2 separate regions of the Homo sapiens genome follow, and region 2 is linked to region 1. The links are chromatin loops, found by intact Hi-C in ENCODE. Cell type or tissue: endothelial cell of umbilical vein. All regions are shown on one strand. Each heading gives the region's core, and the rest is flanking DNA. Links, peaks and the distances in the headings are about the cores only. Region 1 overlaps LINC00265 (long intergenic non-protein coding RNA 265). Region 2 overlaps RALA (RAS like proto-oncogene A).

What was found. A loop is a pair of places that touch in the nucleus more often than their neighbours do. Peaks named below come from ENCODE experiments on the same cell type or tissue, not always from the same donor. Only the 100,000 strongest peaks of a DNase experiment are listed, where the experiment ranks them.
Region 2: it touches region 1 in a loop (2.5-fold over the local background); 4 of 110 quality-filtered maps call a loop at or near these places.

Annotation. Positions count from the first base shown.
Region 1 is chr7:39,745,052-39,747,970 of GRCh38, forward strand. All of the region lies in intron 1 of LINC00265 (long intergenic non-protein coding RNA 265), which reads left to right. Among named protein-coding and RNA genes, the nearest start is that of LINC00265, 13 kb to the left of the region's middle. In endothelial cell of umbilical vein, for the core only: a CTCF peak has its summit at 1,341 (motif pointing left); a DNase peak (open chromatin) is centred at 1,310.
Region 2 is chr7:39,687,097-39,690,015 of GRCh38, forward strand. The region is part of intron 2 of RALA (RAS like proto-oncogene A); the gene reads left to right. Among named protein-coding and RNA genes, the nearest start is that of LINC00265, 45 kb to the right of the region's middle. RefSeq lists an enhancer at 1,734-2,028. In endothelial cell of umbilical vein, for the core only: no CTCF peak of the experiment used is centred there; a DNase peak (open chromatin) is centred at 1,715; H3K27ac peaks cover 1,192 bases.

The DNA of each region.
Region 1 (2,919 bases), core at 238-2,737:
GGGCAGGGAATTCTCAGCTTTCAAGAGCCAAACAGCCACTATTAGAAGCATGTGTTGGCCAGCAGCAGAGACCCAGGCAGGCAGATGAGGAAGATGAGTTACTTCCCCAAGGGTGGGGCTGGTGCTCCTTCAAGCCCTCCCTCTTAGGGCCAGTTTGTGCCAAGACCTGAGCAGGGGTTGGAGCTGAAGGTCAGCAGCAACTATATGGCCTGCAGAAGAGAAGGGGTGGGGCTGAGTCAGATACACATTTATCTGATATCAGTTCAATTTCCCGGGGGGCAGGGTGGAAATATGGGCACAGTGTGTCCAGGCAGAGAAGCAGAAAACATGGGCCCCAAGGCACTGGTTTATGCCTGACCACAGGGAAAGGTTTAGAAACAAGCCCTGCCTAGTCCACTCCTCCACCCCCCTCCACCCGCCATGATTTGTCCAACGGCTGGCTCCATTTGGCAGTATGCCCCGAGGATCTGGATGCTGAGGATGACTTAGGTTCCAGGGTCTGGCCAAGGTAACCCAGCACTTCAGCCTACATCTTCAGCATCACTGGGCAGGCTTATTAAACACAAGATGCTGGGCCCACCCCTGAGTCTCTGATTCAGCAGGTCTAGAAGGGGGCCCCCTAAATTATGCTTTAACAAGTTCCAGGTGATTCTAGTCCAGGGACCATGTTTTGAGAACCACCAAGGTAATCCAAGCCGGGTATCCTCGTTGACCAGGGGCCCTGGAGATGCTGCCTGGGGCTAAGGCAAGGGCACTGGATTTGAAAGCTGAGGGTTCTGGTTGCGGGCTGGCTCAGGCTACTCGGTTGCCACATGTATAAAAGGGTAATTCTGCATCTTAAATAAGACCTTAGATGTGAAAGCCCTTTGTCAACTGAGAGGTGAGATTTGATGTCAGTTTTTTTACATGCAAACCTAGGGCTGTAAAGTTTGCTCATTTCTCCTAAAATAATTATGGCTGTGGTCTGAGGACCACACGTACAACAGGATCCTCTGGGAAGCTTCCTAGAATGCAGACTTTGCAGCTCTAAATCTTGATGTGGACCCTATCATCACATTTACATTTTCAACACATCTTCAGTGATTCTTGTGCACCCCAAGGAATTTGAAAACCACTTGCTTATGCTGGGGCGGTAGTGAGGGATGGAAAAAAGCTGTTCTTCCGTTTTCTGATCTGCTGTTGGGCCAGGAAGATCCCCCGCCCTCGCCCTGAAGTTTCCTTGCTGCCAGCATCCTTTGGGAACCTCTCATCTCAGGAAGGCTGCCTCTCTGCCCCGTCATTTTCCTCCTGGCTCCCAGCTGCATGCAGGCGCCACCTCCTGGCAACATAGTTCTTTCACTCTTTTTCTCCTGTTGTGTTAATCAGATCCTCCCCACATTAAGTGTTGAGAAAAAGAGCCTTTCCAATGTCAGAAAGAAATGTGATTCTCTTATATTTGAGGGGTTTCGATGCCTCCTTAAATGTCTTCACTTCTTGTGATTTTACTATTCCACTCTCTAAAAAACAACAACAATTAATAAATATATATACGTTTAATTCTTAGTTTTAATTTAATTTTTTTTTTTTTTGAGACAGAGTCTCCCTCGGTTGCTCAGGCTAGAATGCAGTGGTGTGATCTCAGCTCACTGCAACCTCCGCCTCCCAGCATGCACCACCACGCCCAGCTAGTTTTTTTGTGTGTTTTTCATAGAGATGGGGTTTCAGCATGTTGGCCAGGCTGGTCTCCAACTCCTGATCTCAGGTGATCCACCTGCCTCAGCCTCCCAAAGTGCTGAGATTACAGGCATGAGCCACTGTGCCTGGCCTTAGTTTTAATTTTTAATACAGTAAATATCAACATATATATCTCACATAAACAAAAACATTTTGGGGCCGTGTGTGTGTGTGTGTGTGTGTGTGTGTGTGTGTGTGTGTGTCTGTGTGTGTATGTGTGTATTTTTTTTAACTCTAGGTGCTAACCTTAAATAATTCTCCTCTGGGCCAGATGTGGTGGCTCATGCCTGTAATTCCAACACTTTGGGAGGGTGAAGCAAGAGGATCATTGGAGGCCAGGAGCTTGAGACCTGCCTGGGCAAGACCCAGTTTCCGCACACACAAAAAAGAAAAAATTAGCCAGGCATGGTGGCAAGCACCTGTGGTCCCAGCTATTTGAGAGGCTGAAGTGGGAGGATCACTTGAGCACAGGACATGGAGGCTACAGTGAGCTATGATCACACCACTGCACTCCAGCCTGGGTGACAGAGTGAGACCCGGTCTCTAAAAACAATAACAATAATAGTCCTCTGTATATTTTAAGAGAACAAAGGATTCTAAGACCAAAGAGTTTGCGAATCACTGACTTATATATTTATAAAATGGAAACAAAAGTCTCACACTACAATAGTCATCCTTACATCATACAATGCACCCTGAGGCTTTCCTTTCTATTCCATTTTATTTCATCCTTTTAAAAGTACTGATGCTGGCCAAGAAAAGTTCATTTGCGATAGCTTAAAAAGCATTCAACCAAAGTATGGGAACAGTATGTAATTTTCTGGGGTCCACTTTTTATTTAAGTTAAATGTTGTTATTTAAATTTAAAAAGTGCCTAAGGCCACATTAGCCTTAGGATCATGTTCTTTCTTCTAAACAGAGCTGAATTTACCATGCAGTTAGTGAAGCTCAGGTTCAAGGCTCCTGACTTTCACAGGCCCCTCCTGGACCCTCTACCTATTTTTTACCTATAATTTGGCATTCTTTTCTAAAAGATCTGTATCTGTAATCTGTATAAACTTCAGGCCCCACAAAACCCAGATCCACACTTGCTACTAAACTATATTTTTTTCTGTATATAAGCTGGAATGTATTAAAATAACGTAGTTTTTGCTTGCTTTTCTAATTAGAAACAATGATAGTTAATAGTCAATTTTTCTAATTGAA
Region 2 (2,919 bases), core at 154-2,653, 58 kb before region 1:
TAATACTTAAGAGAGACTTGAGGTTAACATATATAAAATATCTTTTAGGCTGGGCACGCACGGTGGCTCACGCCTAATCCCAGCACTTTGGGAGGCCAAGACAGGCAGATCACAAGGTTAGGAGATCGAGACCATCCTGGCTAACACGGTGAAACCCCGTCTATACTAAAAATACAAAAAATTAACTGGGCATGGTGGCGGGTGCCTGTAGTCCCAGCTACTCGGGAGGCTGAGGCAGGAGAATGGTGTGAACCTGGGAGGCGGAGCTTGCAGTGAGCCGAGATCGCGCCACTGCACTCCAGCCTGGGCGACAGAGCAAGACTCCATCCCAAAAAAAAAAAAAAATTCTTTTAATAAACTTGATGAAAAAGTCGTTTATTGTGTGTTTGGCATGGCACTACATTCATCATTAAGCAGGCCAAGTCACTAAAATTTATAATTACCACACAGGTTACAGATTTGTATGCATGTATTCATATCAGACTTCATCATCCCTGAGTTAAGGTGTAGCCTATATATAGCAATATAGTCTTTCCCTGCAGGAATGTTATCAAGTCTTAATGATTTAAGAGTTGGTAATCCAATGTAAGCATTTATCCTCACTTCTGTTTTCTCCCAACAAAAGCCAGGTTTTATGGTTGCAGACAACTTAGTCCTCGTAACAATCTTGTGTGGGAGATGGTGATATCCCCATTTTACAGATGTGAAAACAGAACCTCAGAGAGTTACCCAGCTTACCCAAGAAAAGTGATCTGTGATGAGCAACAAAGTGTTAAACCTAGTCTTTTGACTAAAAATATCCCTACAGATTTTTCCCACCCCATGTCTTTATCTCTTTTTTTACCTTTTATTTTTTTTAAATAGAGACCAGGTTCTCACTCTGTTGCCCAGGGCGATCCTCCCACCTTGGGCTCCCAAAGCTGGGATTACAGGTATGAGCCAGTGCACCCAACCCCCCATGTCTTTTTCTGTTGCCTGTGTCTCACCATTCTTTTTACACACATACATAAAACCCTTAAATCTGTCAGTTGCCATGCTTGTTAGTGAGCGAATTAAAAAGTTTAGGGAAGGCGTAGGCTGGAGAATCACTTGAGGCTAGGAGCTTGAACCAGCTGGCAACAAAGTGAGACCCTGTCTCTATGAAAAAATTAAAAAATTAGCTGGGCGTGGTGCTGCATGCCTGTTTTCCTAGTTACTTAGGAGGCTGAGGCAGGAGGATCATTTGCATTGGAGGTCACAGTGAGCAATGACTGTGCCACTGCATTCCAGCCTACACAACAGAGCAAGACCCCTGTCTCTTAAAAAAAAAAAAAGTTTGTGGAGAGTGGATTGAAATGGTACTTTAAATGAAATTACTGATTTATTCATTGAATTCTTTGTTTCATACTGTTTATTTAAGAGCTAATCTTCTCTCAGACTAATCCTTAAATCAGTCTCCTCTTGACAATAAGGAAGCCAAAAGTAAGAATATTCACATGCCTAATTTTTTTTTTTTTTTTTTTAAAGATAACGTCTTGCTCTGTTGCCCTGGCAGTGATGCAGTCTCAGCTCACTGCAACCTCCACCTCCCAGGCTCAAGCGATCCTCCCATTTCAGCCTTCCAAGTAGCTGAGACTATAGGCATGTGCCACTATGCCCAGCTAATTGTTGTATATTTTTGTAGCGACGGGGTGTATCCGTCTGTTCTCACACTGCTATAAAGAAGTACCTGACACTGGGGTAATTTATGAATAAAAGAGATTTAATTGACTCACAGTTCCACAGGCTTAACAGGAAGCATGACTAGGAGGCTTCAGGAGACCTGCAATTGTGGCAGAGGGTGAAGGGAAAGCAAGTGCATCCTCACATGTTGGGACAGGGGAGGGAGAGAGAGAGAGTGTGAGCGAGCACACGCGAGCAAGGGAGGAAGTGCCACACACTTTAAAAACCATCAGATCTCGTGAGAACTCACAATCTTGAGAACAGCATGAGGGAAATCTGCCCCCATGATCCAGTCACCTCCCACCTGATCCCTCCCCCAGCATTGGGAATTACAGTTCAACATGAGATTTGGGTGGGGACACAGAGCCAAACCATATCACGGGGTTTTGCCATGTGTCCCAGTCTGATCTTGAACTAACTCCTGGGCTCAAGTGATCCACTCACCTCAGCCTCCCTAACTGCTGGCATTACAGGCATGAGCCACCACACCCAGCCCACATGCCTAACTTGTAATGAATGACTAAGCACATTAATAGCATGTAAATGTGGTGGAATGTTATTTAACTTTTACAGTTACAAATACACTGTGTCCATTTTTAAAATAATTATTTATTGAGTATCTCCCATGTAACAGGCACTGTTATAGGCTTTAGAGATATAATGATGAATAGCATATGCAAGGTCCCTGCTCTGAGGGGTTAAATTCTAATGACAAGATACAGTCATAGCAAATAAATAAGAATGTATCAGATAATGAAAATATTTACAAGAGCTAATAAAAAACCCACAAATGTCTGTGTGTAAATGAATACATGCTAACAATGATATCAAAAGATAGGCCGGGCCTGGTGGCTCACACCTGTGATCCCAACACTTTGGGAGACCAAGGCAGTAGGATTATTTGAGCCCAGGAGTTCAAGACCAGCCTGGGCAACATAGTAAGGCCTTGTCTGCGTACATATACACATACTTATCATCTGCCTGCCTACGGTTTATCAAGGTATATTAAAGTGAGATTTATGGGGCTGACGATAGGAGTGGGAATGTAAAGTTGTTGAATTGTACTATTTAAAAAATCAAAAGTTTGGGAAGAAGTCTCATAAAGTTTAAGATTTGACTTTCTGTTGAGTAGTGTAAATCACTTTATTGACTTAGTTCATTTTAGAAAAAGAAAGGATTTAATGATACTTTCAGTGCTTACCAAAATATTGACCTTTA